Linked DNA regions of Homo sapiens: region 1 is linked to region 2. The links are chromatin loops, found by intact Hi-C in ENCODE. Cell type or tissue: heart right ventricle. All regions are shown on one strand.

Region 1 (8,000 bases), 250 kb after region 2:
TGGCTCATGCCTGTAATCCCAGCACTTTGGGAGGCCAAGGCAGGTGGATCATGAGGTCAGGAGTTCGAGACCAGCTTGGCCAACATGGTGAAACCCCATCTCTACTAAAAATACAAAAATTAGCTGGGCGTGGTGATTGGCACCTATAATCCCAGCTACTCGGGAGGCTGAGGCAGGAGAATTGTTTGAACCTGGGAGGCAGAAGTTGCAGTGAGCCAAGATTGTGCCACTGCACTATAGCCTGGGTGACAAGAGCAAAACTCCATCTCAAAAAAAAACAAACAAACAAAAAAAGATGTTCCACTGGGTTGTTCTCAGAATAGCCCAATATTCAAGTGACTTTGCCCCAATGTCACAACTGAGAACCAGGGTTCATAAGCTCACCTAGCTGGTTAGCAGGGTGATAGAGACCCCAGGTTTACCCTGACCCCAAGGTCCTGGTACTTGGCCCCTCACACCCCAGCCCCCTGCCCTGGTCTTTATCTCACCCTAGTGTACTGGGTGTCATTTAGACCCATGGAAGGACTCGCCCAGGCCAGTGAGCTCAGAGAAGCATAGGGAACCCTTGTCCGATGCCTGCCCCCAGGGAAGGCAGAGCAGGGCCAGTGGGGCAGGTGCCACACAGTGAGCTGTGCCTATGGCCAGCCGGCCCAGCGCTCCTTCCCGGGTTTCTTACTGTGCCGAGGTGTGGGGTGCAAAAGCTGATCCTCTCCCAGCTCTGAGTCTCCTTCAGGACAGCTCACTCCAGGGAGCTCAGCACATGTCACCGAAACCTTCCATCTGATGGCATCTCAGTGCCTCACGGCAGTGGAGCCCTCAGCCTGCCTCAGAGCAACTGAATCTAGGTTCCTAAGTGCATCCCCTCCCAGACTGAGCTCAATGCCCCCTCCTTAGGGAAGCTGTTCGTGCCTCTGAGGGTGTGTTCTTGCACCACTGTTGGGCTTTCTTTCCCACACTCCTCGCACTTTGTCATTGTGTGCTTACTTCTGTGATTACTGGCTGGGTCGCTGTTCTCCACCCACAGGTCCATCTGCCCCCTACAGTGGGCACATGAAACATGGTGAGTGAATAGCAAAACACCAGGAACCCCTTCACTGAAACTCCAGCCTGCACCATCTCCCAGCCCCACGCTATTCACACCAAGGTCAGCAGGGCCTTAAACGGCCAACGCCCCAGCCTGACATAGCACTGGGCACTCATTGGATCCCCTGTCCATGCTGAGAAACGATGGGAAGGAGGACAGTTTCCCTTTCAGGGTTCCAAGCCCTGCAGTTGATCTGGAAAAATAACGCCGGGAGCTGTGTTCACTCCCTGAGGCGTGTCAAAGCTCTCTTTATCTCCCCCTGGAAGTTCTGACATCAGGCAGTTCTCCTCGGGTCCCAGCCAGAGCGGGGACACAAGCTCTGCTTCTCCTGCTCCTCAGAGAGGTTTTGTTGGGCTGTAGGTCACACCCTGTGGCCACAGGCAACTCCACACCCACCTGAGTGGAATGTTCCCTGATTTTCACAAGAAATGTGAGCAAGCTGAGAACTGAGCTTGGCGGTGCAACTCCAATTTGCATTCACCCCCAGATCACACAGGTATCTGGGGCCTCTCTGCCTGCAGTGAGTGCCAGCCCACTGAGTTAGGCTGTGGGAAGAGCCTTTGCAAGACAGGAGCCCCTCATGTGAGCAGAAATGCCCCAGTAGGGCAGGGACCAGGTCAGTGGGGGAGTGAGTGGCTGCAGCCTGCCTGCCGCTGACCTCTCTGTAGCCATCGGCCTCGCAGGGTTCCTGTCTCCTTGAGCCAGGGGACTCTCTGACTTAGATTGTACCCATCTCTTGGGTGCTTGGCAGTTCCACAGCATGACATCAGTGGGGTCGCACACTTCCCAGATCCAGCCGGGCTCTGCTCGAAGCCAGGAGGGGCTGCAGCCAAACATTTAAGAAACGTGTGCTAGCAAAAAGCTGCCTGTTTTTTTAAGAATGAAGAAAAACTTAGTTTCCCAGTGGAAAGGATTAGGCAGAAAAGCTAACATTTTGCTTTAAGCTAAAACAACACCTATTATTGACAACCTTACAAAGGTCAATGTATTATCCTACTGCTCTGGGCCCCTGTTTCAACAACAGTGGAAAATGCCTGGAGAAGGGAGAAAACCCATAGAATCCACATTGCTCAGTGCTCTGTGGCGTCACTGCAGACTCACTGGGCACCAAGGGTGGTGGTCTCATCCCTGCCTCCACAGTGTAGGGGAACCCACGGCCATTTTAAACACAGATTGCCTCTGCCTGCAGGCCTGGTTGTAGTGGCCACGTGACTGCCTCAGCTCAAATGACCATGAAGTGAGGACTGCAGCAGGCCCCCTTCCATGCACCCACACTAGTAGAGTGGCCTGCTGCAGACGGCCGGTGGTTGCTGTTCTGGAGCAGAGTCTGCAGCCAACCACAGGCAAGTCATGACCCTGTATGCTGCCTGTGGGTGTACCTGGTGCCCTCCCCTCCATCCTGGACCACCGGCTTCTCACCTGGACTCTTGGTTCCCTGAGGGTGGAAGTCCTGGCCAGCCCATCTGAGACCGTACACCTGCCCCACCGTCTCTTATGCATAATGAGAGCTCCCTAACCATCTGCGTGGTGACTGCATCAGCCCCTCTGCGGCCATCAGAGGGACCCCCAGAAATCAAGTCTGAGTCAGCCTCAAGAATAATCAGAAGCCAAGAGCCAGACGGTGAGGCCTCTTCTGTGCACTCCAGAGTGTTGCATGGATGCTGTCCCTGTTCCCAGCCACTATAAAGGGAAGGCCTGGCTGAGCACAGTGGCTCACACCTGTAATCCCAGCACTTTGGGAGGCTGAAGTGGGAGGATGGTTTGAGGCCAGGAGTTCAAGACCAGGCTGGGCAACATAGTGAGAAAAAAATAAACAAAATTATTAGGGCATGGTGGCATGCACCCACAGTTCCAGCTACTCAGGAGGCTGAGGTGGGAGGATCGCTTGAGCCTGAGAGGTCGAGGCTGCAGTGAACCAAGATCGTGCTACTGCACCCCAGCCTGGGTGACAGAGCGAGACTGTCAAAAAAAAAAAAAGCCTTCTGAATGACTGTAAATGAGCACAGATGCACACGAGTCCAACAGCACCTCCTAGAAACAGGCTTGCTGCACCCAAATGTGTGGTCCACAAGGGGCAGGGCAGAGTGCTCCGGCCCCATGTCCCAGCCACTGCCCCCTGCCTCTGCTCTCCTTGGGCATAACTCCTCCAGCAGAGGCACTAGGGGAGGTGACACTCAGATGCATCCTTTTCAGTCTGGGAACCATTCACCACATCCAAGAGACAAAAAGTTAGAATGAGATTTCTGCATTGCCCCTTTGGGGTTTTTTATTTGCCTCCATAAATATGTTGGGGACTGAGTTCTGAACTCACCTCCACAGAGTATGTCACAAGGAATGGGGCATAGCCATGGCCCACGGGGGTTCACAATCCCAGATGAAGAAATGCCAGGGGCCGTCAGGACCCAGGTTATGAAAGACACCAGGTGGGTTGTCTCAAAGTGCCCATTCGGAAGTCACAGGAAATGAGAGCTGAACGCTGGAGATCCTGAGGCTATGGTTGCTGCGCTGGGTAGAGATGGGGGGCCAGGTGAGCTCTGAGAGCCCCTCTGAACCCCAAATCCACAGTCCTCAGGAGCCGTGCCCATGAGGTGCTCTGTGCCCCCACAACTGACAGCAATTCTGAGCCTTGAGCAAGGCACCCGGGGCCTCGGGACAAACCCAGAGTGAGTCTCACCATGCTCAGCACCTTTCCACCAAACTGCTGGTCCCAGCCGCTTCCTCCCTGGCATAGTCAGCTCCCAAACCCAGGTCTCCCAAGAAAGTAAAATGCCCTCCAATAATCAACGTCACTAGCAGGGCAGCAGCCTGGAGGAAGCTCCCGCCGGCCGTGGACTGAGCGCCGCCTTGCTGGGAGAGGCGCCCTCTCACTTTATTTTTCTGAAGGGTGGGCAGGGCACCCAGAGAAGGGGAAGCTGGTAGACAGAGCTGCCCTTAAAACTGCCACAGGCTGCCAGCAGCACACTGTGTTCAGGAGTAATAACAGCTATTAGGCTGCATAATTAACCCGCAGAGGGAAGTCATCACCACCAAGAAACTAAGGGCACTCAGTGCTCCTGGCCGCAGACCAGCTGGCTGGGGGCGCCAGGGCCTCCTCACCTCAAACAGCAGTAGCCCTCAGTGGGGGTTTCTGGCCTGCTCCCCTCCTGGGTTCCTGTGTGTTGGGCTGTGCACACTCTCCCTTGCTGAGCAGAGCCAAGCCACTCTGGAGACGCAGGCTGAGGAGCTAAGAGCCCAAGAGCCTCACTTGGTTTTCTTGCACTTTCTCAATGCAGCCCATGGCTGCAAAGAGCCTGCTGGTGTTCCTGAGCCTGCCAGAAAGATCTGAAATGCAGGCAGGTGTATGTCTTAAATGCCAAGAAAGGAGGCAGCAAGGGAAGCCCACAAGCTGTGTTTATGGGAAACCAGAACAAAAAGGTAAACTCCAGCCCTGCACAGAGATAAAAATAACAGCGGTACAGGAGGTCCTGCCAGAAGCAGGCTGTGCTCACAGCTCCTCATTGCCGCTGGGCCTGGGGCCGGGACCCAAACAGCGAGGACAGCGGGCAGTTCACCCCCAAGAGCCATGGGGGCTGGCCTCCTCCTCGTTCTAGCTTGTACAATTTATCTCCCTCTCACTGGCTCCCTGCTTCTGCAGACATCTGAGAAGTTCAGTCGGGATACCCGACTCCTAGCAGAGCTTTCAACCAGGCCCTGTAAACAGTTCCCAGACAGGCTTCAGGACGGCTGCAAAGCACTCCTCTGGGCATGTTCCCAATGCCTGGAGTCATCTACTCGCTGGTGACCTTGAGCTGGTCACTTCACTGCAGGCGCCTCAGGGGTCTTCCCTTCCCAGGATGGAAAATGATACCCAGCCTTTGAGGTCATGGCAAGCGAGGACCATCAACCTCAGGGCTTTAAATGCTGAGCTCTGCTTACTGAGAAGCCCTTTGTTTACAGAGGCGCTCAGGGTGTGGGGCTCGGCCTAATCCCCATCTGCACGGTTCAGAACATCCCACCCCAGCCAGGGAGTGTGTCCTGGTGCGGACCTCCCCGGCTAATGCCAGTGCCATTGCAAAGGCTAGGTCAGCTGCCCTTGGGCGATGCTGAGCCTGGGCCATGATTTCTCGATCTAGTTGCCAGCGTTGGTTTTATCTGAGGACTTAGCAGAAGTATGATATGCAAACACCTACACATGCACACACATATACATATATACATATAGTTGCTTTCTGGTTTATGATACACAGGCTTTGCAGACATATTTGTAACTAACTGAAGAGAAATTTCATCCACATGTCTGCACGGCCTTCACTCTGCCAGAATAATAGCCAGGGAGGCCCCATGGCTACTTGGGGGATCTTCTCTCCTTCTGTTTTTCAGTTGGAAGAAAAGAAATGGTACCTTGCCATGCACCAGAAAAGCTTTAATCCCACAAAAAATGGAGCTTCACTTATCCCTGGCTGAAGCTGGCCACGGCTCTGCTTCCGTGCTCACCGCACCATGCCGATCCTGGGGTTGCTTTGGGGCACCCTGAGTTCATTCACTGTGCTTCCTGGAAACCCCAACAGACCTTCCTCTCCTGAAACTTCCAGGGTGACTGTATTTAGAAAGGCAAGTTCCTCTGAAGGCAAATAAAGAAATAGGGGACAAGAACAGTTTCCCAGATCTCCACTTCCTTGCATCGCAGGCCCTGGGGTGGTCAGTATGCATGAATAGGAAAGAAAACCCAAGGTCAGACTGCCTCAAGGGGGCCGTCAACCTCTGTGGCTTGTAGAGAGCACAGACAGGAACCCCACAGGGGATGAAAAGGGGAAACCTTTGGATGAAGCTGCAGCTGCAGGCACAGTTGCATGGTGGGAAAAACAAAGTGGTTCGCATTCCAAGTGTGGGGAGGAAACTCACTTTCACCATGTATCCACTCCAGGCAAGGCCCTCTCCTGGGCACACAACTTTCATGCGTCTTGTCTCAGTCTTTGCAACAATGATAGGAAATGGTCTGGGTGGAGTTATTGGACAGAAGAGGAGACTGGGAGAGGCTGAGACCACATTAGTGGGCAGGATAGGGTGTGGAGGTGCCAGGGATCTGCCTTCCAGCAGGTGTGAACTGGAGGGCCAGTCCCTTCTCCACCAGGCCAGACCCCAGCCAGAGAGGTCTCCTCCTGCCCAACTGCTGGCAGATATGCTCATGGCAGCGTTGATGCTGAGGCCCAGAGCTTTGTCAGCCAGGGAACAGAACCTCTCAGAATCTGCTCTCTGCTGCCAAAGCCGGGCCCTGGGACAAACAAGACAGGCTCCAGGAGAACCCTGCAAGCTGAAGTTGTTCTTCACTAATTGCTAAACTGTGCAAGACCAAGTGAGAGAATCAAAGCAACCAACTTCCAGCTCAGAACAGAACATACTGTGCACCGGCTGCTTGTCCATCACCTCACCCGGGGATTCCACAAGGTGCAATGTTCCCATAACATGATTGTTTAATAGAAACCAAGGGTTCTGGCCATTGTTTTTTCTGTGCTACCTTGTTTATTTGAAGTAATTTGCAGCCCTGAAAAAATAAATAAATAGGGCAAATGCTAAGGAGAGAGGACGCTTGTAGAAAAAATGATTTTGTTCAATTTTACCCTGTAGAAAAAGGCAAAAAGTATCATTCAGCTTTGAAATAGGGCCTTCTCCTTTCATGTTTATGAGACAGATGTCAGCCTCCATGGAAAGGAGCAGAAGCAAGCAAAAGAGGCCACAGCCTCATCCAGCACATGGCTGGATGGTGACAATGTCAAAACCAGAGCAAAAAGGCAGAGCCCACCTGCACTGGTAACACCCAGACATCCCCACAGACCCTCGGGTGGCCTCAAGAACCCGGGAGAATGAAAAACATCAAGAGAATCACTGTCTTTATTTTCTAGTACTCACTCTTTAAGAACGAGCTGCCAGGCCCATTTGGGAGGCTCACAGGGCTGTCTGCTGTTGCAGGCCATTGAGCACGGCATGCTGGCCCTCCTCACCAGCACCTTCGCCACTCTCTGCAGGGGCAAAGTAGCTCTTTACTTTTCACTCATCCTTGACTATCTGAGGTTGGTAAAGCCAACGCTGCTGACCTAATGTAATAGCTGGGGAGTCCAACAAGATTGAACGATTGCGCTTCACAATAGACAGGTATGCACTATGGGCACATGTGCCTGTGTGTGTGCGTGTGTGTGTGTGCATGTGTGGGAGGAAGCAGCTAACAGAACAGGTGATTATGGAACCTGGGGAAATTGGTGTCCTACAACTGGGAGAGACTTTAAGAGCCCATTGGCTTTAATCCGCAGTTCACAAGCAGAGAGGCGTCTGGCCATCTCTGAAGATATTGAGCACTGAGAGAGGGAAGGCCAGCAACCTGCCCCAAGGTCAGATCCCGAGTCAATTAGTGCATTAAGCACCTCTGAGCACACAGGTACTATGTGAGGTCAGACGTCTTAAAAATGTGGACATTAAAGCTCAGAGAGGTACCAAAAAGTCTGAAGTCACAGCTGGAAAGCTGGGAAGATCAGGAATTCAAAATGCAGTCCCCAGCCCCACGTTGGCTCCTAGCCCAGAGCTCTGGCCCCGTGACCAATAAGGGCCAAGGTAGGACAGCGTCCTGTCTCATCGTGTGGTGGCACAGCACTCCTCCCGTTTCTCTGATGCTGCATGTGATCAATCAGCAGAGGACAGCCCCCTATCCCAGGATCAGCCTGGAACTGGAGCTCGAGCTCCCGTTCAAGTTCAATGTCGGTTCAGGCTTGGCCCCCATTGAGCCAGAAATTTCTCCACAGAGCTCTACCTGGGTGGAAATGCAAATCCACCCCATGGAGTGGAGGGCTCCTCTGTCCTCTCGATGCCCATAGTGTTCTCAGTGAACCAGCAGAACTGTCCCCAGAAGCGTTTTTGGAAAAATTGCCCTCCTGAGTGTGCAGGAGAT
Region 2 (8,000 bases):
GTGGTTATGTGTGTGTGGTATATGGTGTGTATGGTGTATGTGTGGTGTGTGTGTGGTGTGTGCTGTGTGTGCTGTGTGTGTGTGGTGTGGGGTATGGGTGGTGTGTGTTTGTATGTGGTATGTGTATGTATGTGGTAGTTGTGTATGTGGTATGTGCTGTAAGGTGTGTGTGTGGTATGTGGTATATGTGGTGTGAGGTGTGTGTGCTGTGCGTGTGGTATGGGGTGTGGTGTGTGTGCAGTATGGAATGTGTCGTATGTGTGGGGTGTAGTGTATGTGGTATATGATATGTCCATGGTATGTGTGTGCTGTGTATGTGGTATGGGGTGTGGGGTGTGTGTGTGTGATATGGAATATGTGGTATATGTGGTGTGTGGTGTGTGTGTGGTATCTGATATGTGTGTGGTATGTGATGTATGTGTGGTATATGAGTGCTGTGTGTGTGGTATGGGGTGTGGTGTGTGTGTGGTATGTGTGGTGTGTGCTGTATGTGTGGTATGGGATGTATGGTGTGTGTATGTGGTATGTGTGGTATGTGTTTGTATGTGATATGTGTATGTAAGTGGTAGTGTGTATATGGTATATGGTATTTGTGGTATGGTGTGTAGGGGAGTGGGTATGTGGTATGTGTGTTATGTGTAGCGTGTGTGTGATATGTGTGTGGTGTGTGTGTGCTGTGTATGTGGTATGGGGTGTGTGTGTATGGTATGTGGTATGTGTGGTAGTGTAGTGTGTGGTGTGTGTGCTGTGTGTGTGGTATGGGGTGTGTGGCATGTGTGTGGTATGTGGTATGTGTGATGTGTGGTGTGTGTGCTGTGTGTGTGATATGGTGTGTGGGGGGATGTGTGGTGTGTGGCGTGTGTGGGGGGTATGTGGTATGTGTGGTGTGTGTGTGTGGTATGTGCTATGTGTGGTGTGCTATGTGTGTGTGTGGTATGGGGTGTGTGGTGTGTGTGGGGGGGTATATGTGATGTGTGGTGAGTGATGTGTGTGGTATGTTGTGTGCATTAATAAATTCCTAGGCTCTCTTCCCAGGGTCACTGGGTGACCTAGGCAGTCCCGGAGCTGGACATGTCCATTGAGGGCTGGAGTGGCCTAGCACTCCCTCCCATCCTCTGAACAGTCCCCTTCACTGTCCAAGATAGTGCCTTCCTCTAGCAGACACATGCCAGGCTCTGCAGGCCGGAACACGCATCCCTTTCACAGCCTCCTCACAGCCCTGTTCAGTGGCACTCTGCAAACCTCGGTTTTATGATCCTTGTGTCAAGCGCATGGAAACTGGTCATAGCACCAAAAAAATTTCTGCTGTGAGATAGGTTTCTTCTGTTCAAGATGGCACGTTGGGGTTACACTTTAAACTCCCTCCTTGACCGCAGCCACACTGTGGGCACACTGTTTAAAAAGAGTGCACACACATCTGCACGCACACATGTGTGTACAACACACTCACCCATCTCTAGGGTGCAGAGGGGCTCGCTGCACCTGGGCCTCCTCACACCAACGTGTGAATGATGATGAGCTTCGAAACCTTCCCAGGAAGCCATGTTTTTGAGCACGTCTCTGACTCCCAGTATGGTGAGGTGAAGTCAGAGCTCCCAGGTGACTCTCCCCACCAGGACTTCCCAGGGGGCCCCACACAGCTGCTTCTCCACGGTGCCCCGCTGACCACACGTATCACCAGGGCCGCTTGCCATGTGACACTGCCCCAGCCCAGGCCACACCCTCCAAAGCAGACTCTCTGTGGACAGGACCCTGATCTGAGCTCCAACAAGCTCCCACGGGCGAGCTTGAGCTCCCGCACCATGGGCAGAAGCAAGAGAATCATGGCCTGGAAGCCTGGCACGTGGAGATGGGGGAGAGTGCTGCTTCTCATTTTTCCTTAAACAGAAGGAAGAGTGGCTTCTACTGGGGTCCTATGCTTCAGAAGGCCCCATGCAGGTTCCCCTCGCCACCAGGAGCCCACACCCCATCCTTCCAGGAAAGGACCCCCCAGTTCTCTGCACAAATGCTCTGGCCACTTCTGTGGCCTGCTCAGGCCTTTCCGGTTCAGACACATCTTGCACAGTTGTACGCTCATTGGGTGGTCAGGAGGCAGCTGTGTCCCAGGGTGCGGACAGAGCTTGGATGTGAGTGGCCGGAAGGCCTGGCCAAAGTGTTGCACGGCAAGGAGAATTGGCCAGCTTTCTTATGGGCCCCACCCTGCCCCAGGCTGAACTGTGCATGTGGGCTGGATTCCCTGCTGCTCTGCTGTGGATTGAGGGAACTTCACCCTACGCACATGTTGATTTCTGATATCTGCCTTCCAGAACTCGGAAAGAATAAATTTCTGTTGCTTTAAGCCACCCAGGATGGGATGTTTCGTTACAGAAGCCCTAGGAAATGAATGCAGAGGCCTGTTTTGCTATTTGCACATGACTTGTCCTGCTGTATGCAGTGGTTGTCAAAAGCATGGTCCCCAGACCAGCACCATCAACATCCCCTGGGATCCTGTTGACAAAACAAGTGCCAGCCCCGGCCAAAGCTATTACATAAGAAAATTGGGGCGTGGGGGCAGTGATTTGTGTTTTACGGAGCCCTCCAGGGTATTCTGATGCTGCTCCAATCACCACCACTGGAGAGGAGGTGGGATGTCAAGGAAAGGGCAGGATAGGGACCGGAGGATGGGCCTGCAGGGGCCTGCGGCTGCTTCCGGCAGCATCCCTGGACAGCTGTGCTGGGCCTGTTGGCAGGAGGGAAGGCAGTCAGGCCTGAAGAGGTGGGTGTGCATACCCCACAAGGTGTCATCAGCTCCCAAAACTTGAGAGACTTAAGAATGCACCATCACACCTGTGTGTGGCCACACATTTTGTTCTGCAGAACTCCTAGTGCTCTGTGTCTTGGGCCTTACAGAATAATCATAGCCCACGGCCACTTTGCGTGGACAGTGGAAACAGTGCCAGTGGGGTGCTGTCACAGCCACGGATGGCCATGCCCTTCCCAGCTGGCTCCTAAAGGACACATCCCCAGAGTTTCTGCAGCTCCAGTGGCAAGGTATAGCAGGCATGGCCCCAGCTGGCTCCCAGCTGCTCCAGGCCCCCTTGGCTCTGTGCCTCTGTACACGGTGTCCCTGTCTGCTGAACTGTTCTGTCCCCACTGAGTCATCCTGTAAAGCAGCTCTCCTATGTCACCTCCCCTCGGCTGTTCTCTGTGCCCACTGCCTCCGCTGCTCACTCTATCTCAGCATGCAGCGAGGCCCTCAAGAGATCCACCCACACAGCCACCTCTTTCCCGACTGTCATCCTCCCAGCTGCCCCACTTTGTTCTCCTGGTGGCCCTCTCCCTCCCCGAATCACCACTTCTGTTCACTATATTACTTAATCATTGGGTTTCAGGATGCACTTAGTATGTACATGCACAGCCAGAAGGAAAGCTGACTCTTCCTCTTAGAAGCCCAGGCTGGCCATTCTAAAGTGGTAACAATCTCCAAATAATTCCTCAAACCCCGATTCCTTCACTGCTGTGGACACACAACCCTGTGGAGATCATATTCCTTGTTTTAACTACGACTTAGCAGAAAAATAGAAGGTGAAAGTTCATTTGGGTTATGGATGTGATAACTTTTGAATACAAGGTCACCTCCCTGGTCCCATGACAGTCCCAAACCCAGGTCCACCTCAAGCTGGAGCAGAACCAGCCTCCTCCTTCTCCCTGCCTTCTCTGGGCAGAGACACACACTTGTCCCTTGGGGCACTAGGCATAGGTCTATTGGCAAGGACTCCGAGGCCGCTTCTGCAAAGCACAGAGCCAGGACCTGCAGAAATGGCCGAAGGAGGGTGCTTTTCCTTCATCCCCTTGTCATGCACACTCATTGGAAATTTTCTTGGGCTCCTTCCAAAATAATTGATGCTTTAGGAAGGAATAGACAGATCAACAATGTGGGCGGGATGCTGAGTTGGGTCCTGAGACTGGGGGCCTGGAGTCCATGAAGAGATGTGCTCCCTGAGGAATCTTGGTGGCAAATATAACAAGGCCAGCCTCAGGTGTGGGGTTGGGAGGCGAGGTGGGGCGCTTCTCCCTGGAAAGCAGCTGCTGCCTGCTCAGGCCTGGGGAGGAAATGAAGCTTTCTGCTCATTCACTCACCTGCCAGTATGCACAGAAGGCAAACGGGGAGACAGTTTGACCGAGAGAACCATCTGTGTGGGTCAGCTCAGGCCGTGGTAATAACGTGCCACAGATCTGGCAGCTCAAACAGCAGAACTGTATCGTCTCACATCTCTGGAGACTGAACGTCTAAGACGAGGCTGTCAGCAGGACTGGTTCCTTCTGAGGCCTCTCCTCGCCTTGCCGATGGTGTCTTCTCCCTGCACGCTCACATGGTCATCCCTCTGTGTGTATCTAATCTCTTCTTCCCAGGATACCAGTCCTATTGAATCAGGGCCCACCGCAATAACTTTATTTTACCTTACCTCTTTAATGGCCCTGTCTCCAAATACACTCACATTCTGAGGTCCTGGGTTCAACGCCAACATATGAATTTGGGGGAACAGAGTTCAGCCCATCCCATCACCCCAACCCTCAGCTGGAGGGCAGCATGTCTACCCATCTAGGAGGTCACCCTGTTTCTATGTGTAAGAAGTCCAGGTGGTTTTTGGGAAACGCCATAGCTCCAGCCTGCAATGGTGCATGGAGCAGGGGCCAAGGCTGCTGATACCCTGGGCTGGCCCCGTCTTCAACTTTAAAGCAACATATTGAGAGGCTCTCTGAACTGTACACCATGTTCTTGGCCACCTGACAAGGGGAGAAATAGGACAAAGAAAGTTGTGTGATGAGGCAGAGGATCTTCACAAGCACAGGGCAAGAGTGGGGTGGGATGGGGGACTGAGCTGATCCCCGGGGGGGATGAGGGAGTGTCACACCTTCCAGACCCTGCACACCATCCTCAGCCTGCTGGGATGGCCTCCTCCCCTCTGGAGCCAACCTATCCTGCACCACTTTCTGGGTACGTCCATGCTCGTGGGGAAAAGGAGCAGATTCTCTGGCCCTTAGGATACCTGAGCTTGTCCTAAGCAGCCAGTTTGGACCTGCACAAGCCTGATTGACTTCAGGATGTAGCCAGACCACAGATGGTGGCCTTCCTTCTTCGCTCTATGTCCTTTCTTATGCACGTGGATCTGAAGCCCTTTGCAGCAATTTTTAAAGGGAAAAACATAATTTTTTAAAAAATGGCATGGAGCAGCTGGGCGCAGTGGCTCACACCTGTAATCTCAGCACTTTGGGAGGCCGAGGTGGGTGGATCACGAGGTCAGGAGATCGAGATGATCCTGGCTAACACGGTGAAACCCTGTCTTTACTAAAAATACAAAAAATTAGCCGGGCGTGGTGGCAGGTGCCTGTAATCCCAGCTACTCGGGAGGCTGAGGCAGGAGAATGGTGTGAACCTGGGAGGCGGAGCTTGCAGTGAGTCGAGATCGCGCCACTGCACTCCAGCCTGGGTGACAGAGCAAGACTCTGTCTCACAAAAAAAAAAAAAAAAAAGGCATGGAGCAATTGACAAGTCAGGATGAGAAGCTGAGAAGGTGTGGAGTGGAGAAGAGAGATGGTGGAGGGCCTTGCAGAGGGTGAGGCACCCCGAGAAGAAGAGGGAGGCCCTTGTGAGTTAAACCCATGTGTCCAGGGACAGGGCTGAGCTGGGAGGGGTGGGGCTCACCCATTTTATTTATTTACTTACTTATTTAGTCTTTTTTAAATTTTACTTTTTTATAAAACTTTTTTTAACTTTTTTCTTTCTTTCTTTCTTTTTTTTTCTTTTTTTTTGAGACGGAGTCTCATTCTGTCACCCAGGCTGGAGGTGCAGTGGCGCAATCTCGGCTCACTGCAAGCTCCACCTCCCGGGTTCACGCCATTCTCCTGCCTCAGCCTCCGGAGTAGCTGGGACCACAGGTGCCCGCCACCACACCAGGCTAATTTTTTTGTATTTTTAGTAGAGACGGGGTTTCACCATGTTAGCCAAGATGGTCTTGATCTCCTGACCTCGTGATCTGCCCGCCTCGGCCTCCCAAAGTGCTGGGATTACAGGCATGAGCCACCGCACCCAGCCTCCTTCTTTCTTTTTTAAGAGACAGTTTCCCTCCATGTTGCCCCTCCTGGCCTCAGGTGATCCTCCCACCTCTGCCTCCTGAGTAGCTCAGCTTACAGGCATGAGCCACCGCACTCGACTAAGGGGGAGTCTGGGCCTTGGGGAGCTGTTGTCCCCCATAGTCCTGTGGACTCCTGCAGATGATGAAGTAGCCAGCTGGAAGGCTTTAGGATAAGAGTTGAGCATGTGCCTGCCCTTCTGCCATCAAAAGCAGGTGTGATGGGGGCCCCAGAGGATACGTTAAACTTCAGCTCCACAGATGGGGGCGGTGCATGGATGCCCTCGTGAGCTGCCAGAGCTGCCTTCTCCTGCCCTCAGCACCCTTGGGACCTGCACAGCTGGCACGCTGGGGGGGTCTGCCATGCAGTAAGGAGGAATCAGGCTTTTGAATAAAGAGGAGAAGGCTAGCTGGCTGCAGTTCCTAAACACGCACCGAGGGCCTCTCAGACCAAGGCAGGAGAACTTCACGGGGTAACTCACATGGCTGCTGACTGCTTTCTGACAGAAAAAGAGTAGGAGAAAAAAAATTAAAGTGAAGAGAAAAAGGACAGAGAAAGAGATCAGTGCGGAAGCTGCCAGGCAGTTTTTCTCTCTGTTTGCAGTTTCTAAGAAGAAGCAGCATTGCAGGGCACACACAGGACTTCTTGGTTGCCGTGGGCACAGACACTCAGCAGGAGCTGGTGAGGAGCTGGCCAGGCCTCGGGGAGCCGCTGCATGGACGCCCGGGGAGCTGGCAAGCCCATGTCCCTCTGGACACAGTGACAGGCCACTCCAGGAGGCCCCCATCTAGATGTTCGTCAGACTTCAACCCCAGAGTAAACCCAAACAAGGCAGGGGTTGAAGGAGGTCACGTCTAAGCCCTAACAGAAACTTGGCAGTCAGCTGTCAGGGAGCGTTTGGCCATGCAAACCAGACTCATGGATTTACACAACAAACAGGACATGCCCAAGCCTGGTTGTTTAGATTGTTCCTGCATTTAGGTTTTAATTGTAGAATTCAGGCCTCCTCCCTGGATGCCCTGAACACAGCCCAGCCTGGGCTGGCTCACACTGCGGGAGCAGATCCTATCACCTTCCTCAGGCTGGGCCTTTGTTAACACTGGTTTTGTAAGCAGCCTGCTTCAGCATCCAAGAGGCACTCAAGGGTCTGCCCAGAGCAGGAGGATGTGCAGTAGGGCTGCTGCTCACCCAGCCCCGTCGCCCAGACCTCTCCACCAGGTGCTTCCCAGAGGGAAGTAGAGTGTTCCTGAGAGACCTGGGCAGAAGGAAGCAGGACTAGTTAGGGCCTGTGTCCCTATGTGTGGACAGAGGGCTGGGCCACACTTGTCCTTTGTGCACTCTGTTCATAATAACTGCTTGCTGAGCATCTGGGACTGCAGGGGATGTGCCTGTGAGAGGCACAGTCCTGGCTCTCGTGACGTTTGCAGCGGGGTGGAAAGGAGCCCAGTGCCAGGCTGGGAATGTCATATTCACAGAAACGGTGACAGCGGCCATGGAAAGTCCAGAGGAGGCCATGCTGAATGGAGCCGTCCCCCGTGTGGATGAGATCCTCCCAAACTGGGCACCTCTGGGCAGCTTTCAGCCCAATCGGTAGAGTTTATTTCCAGTTCAGTGGGGTGCCCCGGTTAACCCACTTTGGGAAGAATCTCCTTGTATTTGGAAAGAGCTGTGCTCATACCTTGAAAGGGGGATTGGACCTCATGAGCTTTCATGAGGGTGCGGGGTCTCCAGGTCCCCCAGAATTCTCCGGACACTTGCTTAATTTACTACCTCAAGGGGCCTCTGAGCAGCACTCAGAGAACTGAGTGCTCAGAGAACCCATTTCTCTGAGTGCAGCACTCAGAGAACCCATTTCACAGATGGAAACGGAGGCTGGACCTGTCCAA

The links. A loop is a pair of places that touch in the nucleus more often than their neighbours do. Peaks named below come from ENCODE experiments on the same cell type or tissue, not always from the same donor. Only the 100,000 strongest peaks of a DNase experiment are listed, where the experiment ranks them.
Region 1: it touches region 2 in a loop (5-fold over the local background); 7 of 110 quality-filtered maps call a loop at or near these places.

What each region holds. Positions count from the first base shown.
Region 1 is chr9:89,620,222-89,628,221 of GRCh38, reverse strand. No RefSeq gene overlaps it. Among named protein-coding and RNA genes, the nearest start is that of LINC03062, 16 kb to the left of the region's middle. In heart right ventricle, a CTCF peak has its summit at 3,953; DNase peaks (open chromatin) are centred at 4,031, 4,579 and 6,313; H3K27ac peaks cover 1,542 bases; H3K27me3 peaks cover 551 bases.
Region 2 is chr9:89,874,046-89,882,045 of GRCh38, reverse strand. No RefSeq gene overlaps it. Among named protein-coding and RNA genes, the nearest start is that of MIR4290, 150 kb to the left of the region's middle. In heart right ventricle, no CTCF peak of the experiment used is centred here; DNase peaks (open chromatin) are centred at 2,155, 3,115, 6,935, 7,535 and 4 weaker places; H3K27ac peaks cover 5,383 bases.